Linked DNA regions of Homo sapiens: region 1 is linked to region 2. Evidence: chromatin contacts called from ENCODE Hi-C or POLR2A ChIA-PET data. All regions are on one chromosome and are shown on one strand. The core of a region is the stretch at or near the end of the contact, and the rest is flanking DNA. Distances in the headings are between cores, read along the strand shown. Region 1 has its middle 22 kb from the start of RBFA. Region 2 holds the start of SLC66A2 (solute carrier family 66 member 2).

Region 1 (7,424 bases), core at 4,622-7,121, 59 kb before region 2:
AGGGCTAATATCCAGAATCTACAATGAACTCAAACAAATTTACAAGAAAAAAACAAACAACCCCATCAACAAGTGGGCAAAGGATATGAACAGACACTTCTCAAAAGAAGACATTTATGCAGCCAAAAGACACATGAAAAAATGCTCATCATCACTGGCCATCAGAGAAATGCAAATCAAAACCACAATGAGATACCATCTCACACCAGTTAGAATGGCAATCATTAAAAAGTCAGGAAACAACAGGTGCTGGAGAGGATGTGGAGAAATAGGAACACTTTTACACTGTTGGTGGGACTGTAAACTAGTTCAACCATTGTGGAAGTCAGTGTGGCGATTCCTCAGGGATCTAGAACTAGAAATACCATTTGACCCAGCCATCCCATTACTGGGTATATACCCAAAGGACTATAAATCATGCTGCTATAAAGACACATGCACACATATGTTTATTGCAGCACTATTCACAATAGCAAAGACTTGGAACCAACCCAAATATCCAACAATGACAGACTGGATTAAGAAAATGTGGCACATATACACCATGGAATACTATGCAGCCATAAAAAATGATGAGTTCATGTCCTTTGTAGGGACATGGATGAAATTGGAAATCATCATTCTCAGTAAACTATCACAAGGACAAAAAACCAAACACCGCATGTTCTCACTTATAGATGGGAATTAAACCATGAGAACACATGGACACAGGAAGGGGAACATCACACTCTGGGGACTGTTGTGGGGTGGGGGTAGGGGGGAGGGATAGCATTAGGAGATATACCTAATGCTAAATGACGAGTTAATGGGTGCAGCACACCAGCATGGCACATGTATACATATGTAACTGACTTGCACATTGTGCACATGTACCCTAAAACTTAAAGTATAATAATAATAATAATAATAATTTTTTAAAAAAGCATTTTGTTTTAAAAGGGAAACAGAACATAAAAGTTCAGAAAATTTGCAGCCTGATCAATGAAGTAGAAAAGAAAAGTCCATTTTTTTTTTTGAGGAGAAATTCAAGCTGGCTGCAGAAATCTGCATAAGTAACAAGGAGCCAAATGTTAGTCCCCAAGACAATGGGGAAAATGTCTCCAGGGCACGTCATAGGTCTTCATGGTGGCCCCTGCCATCACAGACCCAGAAGCCAAGGAGGAAAAAATGTTTTTGTGGGCTGGGCCCAGGGTCCCCTTGCTGTGTGCGGCCTAGGGACTTGGTGCCCTGTGTCCCAGCCACTCCAGCTGTGGCAGAAAGGGGCCAACATACAGCTTGGGCTGTGACTTCAGAGGCTGGAAGCCACAAACCTTGGCAGTTTCCATGTGGTGTTGAGCCTGTGACCGCACAGAAGTCAAGAACTGAAGTTTGGGAACCTCTTCCTAGATTTCAGAAGATGTATGGAAATGCCTGGATGCCCAGACAAAAGTTTGCTGCAGGGGCTGGGCGCTCATGGAGAACCTCTGCTAGGGTGGTGCAGAAGGGAAATTTGGGGTTGGAGCCCCCACACAGAGTCCCTACTGGGAAACTGCCTAGTGGAACTGTGAGAAGAGGGCCAGAATCCTCCAGACCCCAGAATGGTAGATCCACTGACAGTTTGCACCGTCTACCTGGAAAACTAAACATGGCGTGTAGCAGACACTCAACGCCAGCCCATGAAAGCAGCCTGGAGGGAGGCTGTACCCTGCAAAGCCACAGGGGTGGAGCTGCCCAAGACCATGGGAACCCACCTCTTGCATCAGTGTGACCTGGATGCGAGACCCGAAGTCAAAGGAGATCATTTTGGAGCCTTAATATTTGACTGCCCTGCTGGATTTCAGACTTGCATGGGTCCTGTAACCCCTTTGTTTTGGCCAGTTTCTCCCATTTGGAATGGCTGTATTTACCCAATACCTGTACCTTTATTGTATATAGGAAGTAACTAGCTTGTTTTGATTTTACAGGCTCATAGGTAGAAGGGACTTGCTGTGTTTCTGATGAGACTTTGGACTATGGACTTTTGGGGTAATTCTGAAATGAGTTAAGACTTTGGGGGACTGTTGGGAAGGCATGATTGGTTTTGAAATGTGAGGATATGAGATTTGGAGGGGCCGGGGAAGAATGATATGGCTTGACTGTGTCCCCACCGAAATCTCAACATGAATTGTATCTCCCAGAATTCCTACATGTTGTGGGAGGGACCCAGGGGGAGGTAATTGAATCATGGGGGCTGGTCTTTCCTCTGCTAGTCTCAGGATAGTGAATAAGTCTCTTGAGAGCTGATGGGTTTATCAGGGCCTTCTGCTTTTGTTTCTTCCTCATTTTGTCTTGCTGCCACCATGTAAGAAGTGCCTTCACCTCCCTCCCTGTTTCTGAGATCTGCCCAGCTATGTGGAAATATAAGTCTAATTAAGCCTTTTTGTTGTTGTTGTTCCTAGTTTCAGGTACGTCTTTATCAGCAGCATGAAAATGAACTAATACAGTCCTTCCCAAAGATGCCCACACATGAAATCTCGGACCCTTGTGTAATATTTAACAGAAGTAGGCTGGGTGCAATGGCTCACGCCTGTAATCCCAGCACTTTGGGAGACTGAGGTGGGTGGATCACGAGGTCAGGAGTTCGAGACCAGCCTGACCAACATGGTGAAACCCCCTTTCTACTATAAATACAAAAAGAAATAAAAAATTAGCCGGGCGTGGTGGCGCATGCCAGTAATCCCAGCTACTTGGGAGGCTGAGGCAGGAGAATCGTTTGAACCTGGGAGGTAGAGGTTGCAGTGAGTTGAGATCATGCCACTGCACTCCAGCCTGGGCAACAGAGTGAGACTCCATCTCAAAAATAATAATAATAATAAAATATTTAATGGGGCCAGGTGTGGTGGCTCACGCCTGTAATCCCAGCACTTTGGGAGGCCGAGGCGGGGGGATCATGAGGTAGGAGATCGAGAGCATCCTGGTTAACATGGTGAAACCCCGTCTCTACTAAAAATACAAAAAATTAGCTGGGCATGGTGGCGGGCACCTATAGTCCCAGCTACTCAGGAGGCTGAGGCAGGAGAATGGTGTGAACCCAGGAGGCGGAGCTTGCAGTGAGCCAAGATCGCGCGCCACTGTGCTCCAGCCTGGGGGACAGAGCCAGACTCCGTCTCAAAAAAAAAAAAAAAATTTTTTTTTTTCCTTTTTTAATTTTTTTTGTTCTCTCTCTCTTATTTTTTCTTTCTTCAAACCCTTGTGTCGAGGGCTGACTTTCAACAGATCGCAGCGAGGGAGCTGCTCTGCTATGTACGAAACCCCGACCCAGAAGCAGGTCGTCGACGAATGCTTTAGCACCAGGTTCCCCAGGAACGTGCGTTGCGTGACGGGCGAGGGGGCGGCCGGCCGCCTTTCCGGCCTCACCCCGTTTCCCAGGAGGAAGGGCACTCCGCACTGGACCCCGGTCCCAAAAAAAAAAAAAAAATTTAATGGAAGTAATCTGCAAATTTGTGGACTAATGGGATGTCTAAACCAACAGACCCTGTAAAGAGGGTTGTCTAAGATATTGGCCAGGACATTCTGTGTCTCTAATTTTTCAAAACTCTATTTGCCAAAAAGATTCTTCCTACGCAGCATGTATAGTTCCAAATGGTACTGTGGATAACTAGACTAAGTATGGATATCCTTATCCTAAAGATATTGCCATTAGATATAGGGAAGGCAACCTTATAAGGCCTGGACTAAATCTAGCTGAAACTCTCATGAACCACAACATAAAACCATCCCTTCAGGGAACAGGGCTTTACTTTCTCTATGGCTCCTGGGTACACTTAATTCTCCCCAGGCACTGGAGAGGAGCAGGCACTATAGTGGCAGTGGTCCCCAGTGTGTTATTTTTAAACCCTTCTAACACGGTAGCATTGTCAGGTAACATCCCTAATTTAGCCTCTTTTCTGGAAAGTGCATTCTCTCACACATACCAAAACGGAAGGTCACTTATCTCTATGTCATCATATGGAGATTTAACAGAAAAAACTTAAAAGGACATGCACACAAGAATCCTATATTAGAAAAACCAGGAATAGGACATGCAGTAGCCAAAGGCCTATCTTGGTTTGGCGGTGTCCCCTTCTTAAGAAAATCAGTGCTTAATATTTCTATCAAAATTATTGGGGAAACCAGCCCCACACTACCCGGTGGGTACCCCGAGTCCAGCAGAAACAAAGGAGTTAGAAAGAGACAGAGTAAGAGTTTAAAAGGCGCGTCCAGAGCTCTTTAGCTCCACCTAATTTATTGGTTTACAAGCTCTTTGTTCTTAGGGCAGATGGGAGGGGGAGGAAGGGATGAGGAAAAGGATTAATCAGTGAAGGAGAACTCGTTAGTCACTCAATAAGATGTTTAGCAGTCTCGGTTTCTGTGAATTTCCTCGAGCAAAGGCGTGTGTCTAAACTACTTAAGATCTTTAAAAAATGTCTTCATCCAAACTTTATAGAGAGTAAACTTCACATAAAATATATATATATAGTTCTTAAAAAAAAAAGATCTTTAACTTATAGGGACGGAAAAGGTGGGAGTGGGTTTCAGGAGGAGCCAAGATGTTTGATTATACTCCATTGCTTCAAGGAAGTGTTATCTCCCTGAGCCACCTGTGGAATGCCGCCGAGCGGTTGTGCTCTCGGGGCATAAAGACATGAAGGCAATAAGGAGACTTTTCTCCTCAGAGGCTGCTCATGGCTCCCCATGGGTGTCTCACACAGGGGAGACCAACTCATCTGGCGCCCCAGAAACTCTTTCCCACAATATTGCAGCAAGGGTGGAAGGCAACTGTAGCAGCCATAAAGGCACAACAATCCAAAATTCTGTAGCCTCAGTGGTAATGCAAAATAAACTCTCAATGTCCTTATAGCTGAAGTAGTGGGCGCCTGTGCACTCTTAAATAAAACATGCTGTTTCTGGATCAACACTTCCAGTCAGGTAGAGAAAAATTTACAAGTCCTTAAAAACCAAATTGAAATCACTAACAAATTAAGGGAAAATGCAAACTCCCGTCCCAGTTGGCTACAATCCCTTTTTAATAAATTCGAGTCTTGGTTTTGGGCCTGGTTAGCTCCCCTACGAAAACCTCTTTTCCTTATATGTTTTATATTAGTGTTTGGCCTTTGCATACTCAATGATATAACCCAAATTGTTTCCTTTCCCGAGGGGCTAACAAGCACCAAATGGTAATGCAAATAAAACCACACATGGATGTGCCTTTCTTCCGCGGACCCTTAAACCAACCCCAGGAGGAACCCTAGCTGCTCTTCCCCCACACAATGCCCCTTTCCAGCAGGAAGTAGCCAAAGAAAAAAAAAAAGCAATGCCCAACCTCCCCAACAGCAGTTGGGTCTCTACTCCACGGGGGGACTGAAAGGAGTTAGCTTGCCTTAGGTAGACAGCAAGGGAAGAGTCCCTGGAGAGCCCCCGGCCCAAGGTCAGAGCCTTATCCCCACATAAAATAGAAAGCAGCCTGGGGTGGGGGGAAATCAGGCTGCAGGAACCAGTAAGGGAACTAGCACGTGGCGTTGTGCCTGGAGACATGCCCGTGGCTACACAGATGGAAAAACCTCCACTTGGATAAAATCTTGCACAAACCTCCAACTCACTCAAATAAGGGAACAAGGCTGGGCATAAAAATGCCTTCGTCCTTTGTATAGACAGTGGGCTCCCAGGAAGATGTTTCTTCTCATTTTTGGGCATGGGCACAGTGGGCTTCAGTGGGTTCCCGTGGACACTCTCCTTTCCTTTGTTTGGACTGTACGTCTGCCCTCTGTGAATCATCACTTCAGCCTCTGGTTGGTCCCAGGCCAAGCTGTCACTTCAGCTCCTAATAGGTCCTGGGCCAGGCTAAGCAGCCTCTGTGAATCATCGCTTCATCTTCTAACTGGTGCTGGGCCAAGCTTTCCAGTAGGTCCTGGGCCAAGGTCCCGGGACAAGCTGAGTCACGTGTTCTCGAAGACAGCCTGCAGACTAAGCACCTTTCTTCCTCTTTCCAGTTCATAGAGAACCCAGAACGGGACTCATAGTGGCCACCCCATTCAGGACCCCCTCTCTGCTGGCAGAGAGCTTTCTTCTTTCGCTTATTAAACCTTCGCCCCAACTTCACCTTTGTGTCTGTACTCCTTAATCTTCTTGAAGGTAAAACAAGAGTCCAGTTATTATCTCAAAGAACAAAAACTGTTACATCTTGGTGCATTGCGTAATAACTGGTTACAGCAGGAGCCAGGGAAAGGCCATCTCCCAAACAGACAGAAAATACCTGAAGCTGGTGATGAGCAGCTTGCTGATAAGACCTCAGGAGTTGGGTGAGTGGGCTCACACATGGCACCAAGAGGCAAAATGGTGAAGTTTAACTGGTATATGACCTTCCTCTAGGAACACTCAACTGATAAGGGAAAAATGCCTCAAGTGAGCCTGCGTACAATTTCAGTAAACACTGCGCACGCAGCCCCTCCCAAGCTCTGGCGGGACACCATGCAAGTGGACAGCCAGCTCCAAGGGAAGAATCAAGGGAGAAGAAACACAAAACCCCAAAAATCCCAAATCGAGGGTCAGGTGGGACACTCATCTCTCAAGTTGCCGACCTGGCCCTCTTGCAAGTGCACTTCACTTCCTTTCATTCTTGCTCTAAAACTTTGTAATAAACTCTCACTCTTGCTCTAAATCTGGCCTTGGTCTCTATCTCTGCCTTAAAACTATTTCTTCCTCTCAGCCAAATTCTTTCCTCCAAGGAGGCAAGAATAAAGTTGCTGCAGACCCGTATAAACTTGCCACTGGTAACAGCCCTGTTGGTGTCCCGTCCTGACAAACTTGAGAGGATCCACAGGCAGGGGCCTCCCAACAACAGGAGTGCACAGCTAAGCAGGTGTGTCATTAACCACCTGAATCGTGTGAAGTCGGAGGATAAACGCCCCGTGAAATATGGAAAAGTCAAAATGTTTACAGCTTTGCTTTTGCCCAACAGAGCAATAACTGAGGCACTGATGTTTCCTGACTGCTGTCCGCACTTTCCTCCTGCCATTCCATTCGAGCTGCTAAACAGTGAAAGGCATTTTCTTCTTGTAAGATGATGGCTTAATTTACAAAAAAAAAGTATTACTTTCGTTGAAATTGCCTTCAACAGACTTAAGGCTCTAAATACAGGATTGTCTTCCTTTAAAGCCCCTGGAAAATTGAGACCTAGAAAGAAAAATAAAGTAGGCCGGGCGCAGTGGCTCACGCCTGTAATCCCAGCACTTTGGGAGGCCGAGGAGGGCGGATCACGAGGTCTAGGAGCTGGAGACCAGCCTGGCCAATATGGTGACACCTTGTCTCTACTGAAAATACAAAAATTAGTCGGGCGTGGTGGCTCACGCCTGTAATCCCAGCTACTTGGGAGTCTGAGGCAGAAGAATCGCTTGAACTCAGGAGGCGGAGGTTGCAGTGAGCCACGA
Region 2 (6,989 bases), core at 4,111-6,610:
ACCCGGGAGGCGGAGCTTGTAGTGAGCCGAGATTGCGCCACTGCACTCCAGCCTGGACAACAGAGCGAGACTCTGTCTCAAAAAAAAAAAAAAAAAAAGATTTCACTCTACCCTTTTGTTATCCGCATGATTTCTAACAAGAAGTCCACGGTCATTTTTATTCATATTCCTCTTGTTAACTTAAAAAATCACACAACACTGCATTTAGAAAAGGAGACTATTTCTTAAATAACTTGCAAGATAGACATCCCACAAGACCAGACACAGGCCCTTCAGAGGAGGAGAGGATGGGGCACGAGCTTTATGCTGACTTGGTTGGCTAAATATACTTAATAGGTTACATGAGGAGCTATGAATATTCATGAAGGGGGTCTTGCTGTATGTATCACATGACCCATGTTCACTTTGGGGTAGAGATGTAACATTTACATGTATTACAGTTAGGCCCTATACATCAAAAGGTCTTTCTAAGACTCAAAGGCACTTGGTGCACAGAGTTTGTAAACCAGCCGGGACCAGCCATGGTCAGTGGTCTCTTACCAGGAGAGTTACTGAAATCTGTCTCTTGTCTTGTCAGAGGTGTAGCTGTGGCTGGTGGACGAGGGTTCAGTCAGGCAGGTTTATTCAGTTTGAATGTGACAAGCCTAGGTGTGGTTTTTTGTTTTGTTTTGCTTTATGTTTTTTGTTATTTGTCCTGATGGATGTTCTGTATGTTTCCTGGATCTATGGTTTGGTGTCTGTCATTAATTTGGGGACATTCTTGCCATTCCACCATTTCTCCTGCCCCTTCTCCTCTTTCCTCCTTCCGATTCTCCCATTGTACCAATCATATCCTTTGATGTTGTTCTTGGATGGTGTTTTCTGTTGGTGTATTAGGCTGTTCTTGCATTGCTATAAAGAAATACCTGAGACAGAGTAATTTATAAAGAGAAGAGATTTAATTGGCTCACAGTTCTTGCAGGCCATACCAGCATGGCACCAGCATCTGCTCAGCTTCTTGGGGGCCTCAGGGAACTTTTACTCATGGCGGAAGGCAAAGTGGGAGCAGGCATTTCACACGGTAAAAGCAGGAGCAAGAGAGAGAGAGAGTGAGGGTGTGGGTAGGTGCCAGACACTTTAAAGAAAAACAGATCTCAGGCGGGCGCGGTGGCTCATGCCTATAATCGCAGCACTTTGGGAGGCCGAGGTGGGTGGATCAAGAGGTCAGGAGTTTGAGACCAGCCTGGTCAACATGGTGAAACCCCATCTCTACTAAAAATACAATAAATTAGCCAGGCATAGTGGCACAAGCCTGTAATCCCAGCTACTCGGGAGACTGAGGCACAAGAATCACTTAAACCCAGGAGGTTGCAGTAAGCTGAGACTGTGCTGTGCCACTGCACTCCAGTCTGGGCAACAGAACGAGACTCCGTCTCAAAACAAAAACAAAAACAAAAACAGATCTCACATGAACTCAGAGTGAGAGCTTACTCATCACAAGGGGATGAAGCGATGGTGCAAGCCATTCATGAGGAACCCGCCCCCATGATCCAAACACCCCCTGCCAAGCCCCACCTCCAAAACTGGTGATTATAACTCAACATGAGATTTGGTGGGGACACACACTCAAACTAGATCAGTTGATTTTTTTTTTTTTCATCACCTTTTCTCCTTGAATTTCAGTTTGGGAAGTTTCTGTTGACTTATCTTCATATTCACTGATTCTTTCCTTCATTCTGTCTAGTCAACTAATGAGCATTCTTTATTTCTATTGTGTTTTTGACTTCTAGCATTTTTTTTTTATTATTGTTTCCATCTTTCTGCTGATATCACCTATCTGGTCTTGCATGTTGTCTAATTTTTCTGCTAAAGCCAGTTTATCCAGGAGTTTCTGCTCTGGGTGAGCAGCTCTCAGGTGCTGTCTCTCCCTGGATGTGCCTGTCTCTTCAGAGCAGGGTGCCAGTTTGTCTGGCAGCCTTAGTTCTCTGATGGGCCCATGAAAGGCTGCCCTGCTATTCTTTGCTGTAAGGATGGGGGTGGTGACTGCCAAGCACGTCACATGACACCAGTTGAAGTTGCGGAACTTCTGAGCCAGGCTCCTAAAGTGAGACTTCCAATCCACCTTCCGTACAGGTTTCCTTAAAAAATGGGGTGCGCGACCAGCAAGGTGGCTCACTCCTGTAATCCCAGCACTTTGGGAGGCCTAGGTGAGAGGATCCTTTGAAGCCAGGAGTTCAAAGACCAAACTGGCCAACATAGTGAGCTCCCCGTCTCTATAAAATAAATAAATAAAATAAAAAGAAATAGGCTGAGTGAGAAACAGTGGCTCCAATCTTCCTCTGATGTCCCAGCTCTCAGAACAAGGTTGCTTTGTTTGCTTTTCCTTTTATAAGCACCATGTGTTAGGCAAATTCTTAAGTGGTTCCCTGAGGTATTCATGCTCCTACGTGACACCTTAATCTGCACCGGGCCAACCCAGTGACCTGTTTCTCATGAGCAGAGCCTGGAAAGCATGAGGCACAGCTCTGCTTCCTCTGTGTCACAGCTCTGATCTTGTCAGTCACTCATTGGCTCCTGCAACAAATGACCACAGCTAAGTGGCTTTTACAACAGCAGAAGTTTATTCCTTCACAGCTCTGGAGGCCAAAAGTCCAAAATCACTTTTAATGTGCTGAAATCAAGGCATTGGCAGGGCCAGGCTCCCTCGCATGGCTCCTGGGGAGAATCTGCTCCTTGTTTCTGGGGCCTCTGGTGGCTCCGGCGTTACTTGGCTTGGGACTGCATCACGTCAATTTTCAAGGCCCCATCTTCATCTCTGCTCCATCTTCCCATGGCCCTCTCTTCTGTGTGGCACCAAATTTCCTTCTGCCTCCCTCTTACAAAGATGCATGTGGCCGGGCACGCTGGCTCATGCCTGTCATCCCAGCACTTTGAGAGGCCAAGGCAGGAGGATCGCTTGAGGCCAGGAGTTCAAGACCAGCCTGGCCAACACAGAGACCCTGTCTCTGTTGTATGTATTTATTTTTGAGATAGGGTCTCACTTTGTCACCGAGGCTAGAGTGCAGTGGTGCGATCCTGGCTCACTGCTGCCTCAACCTCCTGGCCTCAAGCAATCCTTCCACCTCAGGAGTAGCTGGGACTACAGGTGCACACTACCATGCCCAGATAATTTTTCTATCTTTTGTAGAGACGAGGTCTCACCATGTTGCTCAGGCTGGTCTCGAACTCCTGGGCTCAAGAGATTTACCTGCCTCAGGCTCCCAAAGTGCTGGGATTATAGGCGTGAGCCACAGTGTTTAGGGCCCACCTGGATAATCCAGGACAATCTCTCTATCTCAAGATCCTTAATGACATTAGAAAAAAAAATTGTTTTCCCATACGAGGTAATATTTACAGGTTGCCTGGATTAGGACTTGATGGCTTTATAAGGGCCATTTTCCAGCTGTGCATGGCTTGGTCGGCTTCTCTTGTTTGCAGGAAGCTATGTGACAAGCGCAGCACCTGCAATGAGCTGTGATTGGCTGATGTAGACTGGGGGTGGGGGCTCGGACCCCCGGCAGGTGGTGTTCGAAAAGGTACAAACTCACTCTGCAGTCATCAACTCACCTTTCGGGGTGCCTCTGAGGCGTGAGGCCTGTGGGGTGACGTCCGAGCATGCCAGATTTCGTCCACTGAGCCGGGCTCCTGGAGGCCCCGTGCACAGATGCAGCTCTAGGCCCCAGGCTGCGGGCACAATTTGCCCCATGCCTCCACAGCCTCTGGATTTAAGATAACCGAGGATAGCGTCTGGGACCCCAGTGCTCCCGTGAGGGTCAAGGAGGTCCGGAGCTTACTCCAACCTCCAGGGCAGAGAGGACAGATGATCCCAAAGGCTGCTGGGCTCAGGCTAGGGCGCGGCTGAGCAGGGGCAGCTGCTTTTTCTCTCCCAGGCTTCCTGCTGTGCCTTTTACTCACCTCTACGTTCCTGGTGCTGGGGCTCCGCAGCGCTGGCTCTAAAGAAGTTCCAACGCCAGCCTGGGGGCGCAAGGCAGGAGCGCCCTGTTTCCTCGATTGTTGGGGATTTGCTCCTAGTTAGGTGGTGACTGTCCTTATGATCCCCCATAAAACCAGTCGGGCAGGGGGCAGGGGGCAGGGGGCCGGGATCGTGGAGAAGAGGCCGCGGCTGGCGGGGAAGCAACCCTCAGCGTGGACCCCTCAACCTCGCGGCTCGCCCCTTACCCGTGCACCCCTCGCCTCACACCCCCGCGCCCCTCACCCACGCGTCCCTCACCCTACACACACCCGCCCATCACTCGCGCACCCTTCACCCCTCACCCACGCTCCCCTCACCCTTCACCGGCGCGCCCCTCACCCCTCACCCCTCACCCAGGCGCCCCTCACCCTTCACTCGCGCATCACTCACCCCTCACCCCTCACCCACGCTCCCCTCACCCCTCACCCCTCACCCGCGCTCCCCTCACCCCTCACCCGCGCGCCCCTCACCCCTCACCCGCGCTCCCCTCACACTTCACCCGCGCTCCCCTCACTCTTCACCCGCGCGCCCCTCATCCACGCGCCCCTCGCCCTCAGTCCTCACCCGCGCGGGCCAAGAGGGTCCCGGGCGAGGGCAGCTCCCCGCGGGCGGGTGTGGGGCTCGGAGTTGGCTTGGCACGCGAGGCCGGCAGCAGGGCCCGGGCTTCACGCACGCCTGGCCCCCGAGTCTGTCTTGAGGCTCAGGAGCTGCCTTTTCTGCAAATAGGCGCCCAACGGTTCAGCCCGGAGAACTACACGGGGATGGGGAGAGGCCGCCCCGCGTTTCTGCAGCGACAGCGACCGTGGCCGCAACCACGATAATGACAATGGCCACGGTGACGGCCGCGCGTCCAGCCGGCCCCCCGGCGACGGCCCCGGCGCATCTGCTCGTGGGGCACTTGCATCGGAGCGGAGACCCGCGGGGGGCGCTCCGTTTCCCGAGACCCCGGCCGCCTCTGGGCGCTGCAAACTCCGAGCCGGGTCCCCGGGTCTCCTGGGTCAGGACAGAGCTGGACGAGACTCGTCCCCGGGTGGCCCGCATTCAGGACACGCGTGAGAGGGGCGTCCGGACCCCGCGCCCCCGGCCCTCCAGGACGACGCCCTCCGCTTGGATGGCCGCGCGCCGGGACAGCTGGAGACGGGTTAACGTGGGCGCCAGGCCTGAGGGACCGGCCCCGCCCGGCTGGTATTTCCCGACCGGGCGGGAGGAGCCACGCGCCCCCACCGCCCCGACAGCCCCGGCTCCCGGCCCCGCCTGCGCCCGCCCTGCCCAGCGCGCTCTAGGACACCGCGGCGCCTCCGCGCAGCTCCGGCGTGGGCGGGGCCCGGCATTGTGACGTCACGGGGCGGGGTTTCCCGGCGCCTGAGCGGACTGACGCCGAGACGCGCGCGGGTCAGCGGCGCGGGGACGCGGGGCGCTGGGCGCGGGGCTGGGGGCGCAGGTAAGGAGCGCGGGGGCGGCGCGGGGTCCTCGGGGGGCGGCCTAGGGCGGCCGAGGACGCAGGGCCGGGGCAGTTGGTCGCGGCCTTCAGTCCCCTGGCTTGGTCCTGTGGGGTCCCCGGCCCGGCACCTCCTCCCGCGAGCCGTGCGCCCCCATCCTGGGCCTGCGCCCCCTTCCCCCGAGCCGTGCGCCCCCATGCTAGGCCCTGTGACCCTCCCCCGAACAGTGCGCCCCGATCCTGGGCCCTGCGCCCCCTCCCCCACCCCATCCCGGGGCGCGCGTGGACCCCCGCCGGCTAAGCGCACCCGGGCGGTGACCCCAGGGGCTTCGCCCGTCCTCGACCCCGGCGCTGGGACCCCTCCCCAGCCCCCTCCGGGAGCGTCTCGGGACCCCCAGACACCCCCCCGTCCCAGGCAGGGGCCGCTCCTCGCGCGCCCCGGGCCCCGGTCGCCCCCGCTCTGCCTCGGGTCCTGCGGCTGGCGCGGGTCGGGTCGGGTCCGTGCGCGCCGCCCCAGCCTCCCTGGGCGGAACTCGAGCAGCTCCCCGCTCCCCGCAGGCCCCGAGGCCGCAGGAGCGCGCGGAGCGGCGATGAGCAGGCGGCCGGTGGCCCGCGGGGCGCGGAGCCCGTGACAGCCTCGGCCAGGCGGGCGCTGCGATGGAGGCCGAGGGCCTGGACTGGCTCCTGGTGCCACTGCACCAGCTGGTGTCCTGGGGCGCGGCCGCGGCCATGGTCTTCGGAGGGGTGGTGCCCTACGTCCCGCAGTATCGGGACATTCGCAGGACGCAGAACGCCGACGGCTTCTCCACCTACGTGTGCCTGGTGCTGCTGGTGGCCAACATTTTGCGGATACTCTTCTGGTAAGTTGGGGGCTTGCTTTCCTGGGCTGCACCCGGAGAAGAGGGTTTCTCCTTTGGGGTTTCTGGTTGAGGCCGGGGGAGCAGCAGGGTCCACACCTCCCTGCTGGGCCAGCGTCCCACTCTGCCGTGGATGGGGTACGTGGCTGCAGGCAAGTCACTTCTTAGGGTGAGATTATTTTTCCAGAAAAACGGTGGGGTTGGAGCACAGAATCTCAGAGAAAATCTCCAGATCCGCCTCCTTGCATGATGTTCCACATGGGTACTTAGCAGGGACCTCTCAGCTGGGCACTGGCCTAGGCCTGCCTGTGGAGAGGAGCCGTTCCTGCCCTCCTTTTTCATGTTGTATAGTTTTTCTTTGTTGTTTTGAGAGAGGGTCTTGCTCTGTGGTCCAGGCTGAAGTGCATGATGACATGACAGCTCACCGCAGTCTCCACGTTCCTGGGCTCAGGTGATCCTCCCATCTCAGCCTCCCGAGTAGCTGGGACCACAGGCGCACCACCACACCCGGCTAATTGTTTTTTTTGTATTTTTTGTAGAGACAGGGGAGTGGGGGGTTGTCTCACTTTGTTGCCCAGGCTGGTCTCGAACTCCTGGCCTCAAGCATCCCTCCCCACTGGGCCTCTGAAAGGGCTGGGATTACAAGCTGAGCCACGGCGCCTGGCCTGCCTTATTTAAATAGGAAGTCACTCTCTCTGGAGAC

Evidence for each region. A loop is a pair of places that touch in the nucleus more often than their neighbours do. ChIA-PET counts read pairs that join two places held with the same protein, here RNA polymerase II (POLR2A). Pooled maps may share reads with other maps.
Region 1: a loop to region 2 is called in a pooled map, with 3 times the contacts of the local background. The contact joins the enhancer-like site here to the promoter of SLC66A2 in region 2. A Hi-C loop is called at or near these places in 1 of 168 maps with a recorded cell type or tissue (body of pancreas) and 5 of 50 pooled maps. POLR2A ChIA-PET finds 5 or more read pairs at or near these places in 1 of 52 experiments (MCF 10A).

What each region holds. Positions count from the first base shown.
Region 1 is chr18:80,008,843-80,016,266 of GRCh38, reverse strand. It overlaps a transcript of TXNL4A not described here. Among named protein-coding and RNA genes, the nearest start is that of RBFA, 22 kb to the left of the region's middle. RefSeq lists a silencer at 3,164-3,458 and an enhancer at 3,164-3,458. Within about 2 kb of position 5,871, at least 7 of the 41 ENCODE cell types and tissues checked have a DNase peak (open chromatin) inside an H3K27ac peak, as active enhancers do.
Region 2 is chr18:79,950,024-79,957,012 of GRCh38, reverse strand. It overlaps SLC66A2 (solute carrier family 66 member 2), which reads left to right and starts at 5,360. Exons shown (of 6, transcript NM_025078.5): 1 at 5,360-5,432; 2 at 5,988-6,289. The coding sequence starts at 6,087. LOC124904336 (a long non-coding RNA gene) reads right to left here and starts at 4,204. Exons shown (of 2, transcript XR_007066429.1): 1 at 3,934-4,204; 2 at 917-3,737. RefSeq lists silencers at 4,829-4,878, 5,009-5,518, 5,839-5,918, 5,959-6,078.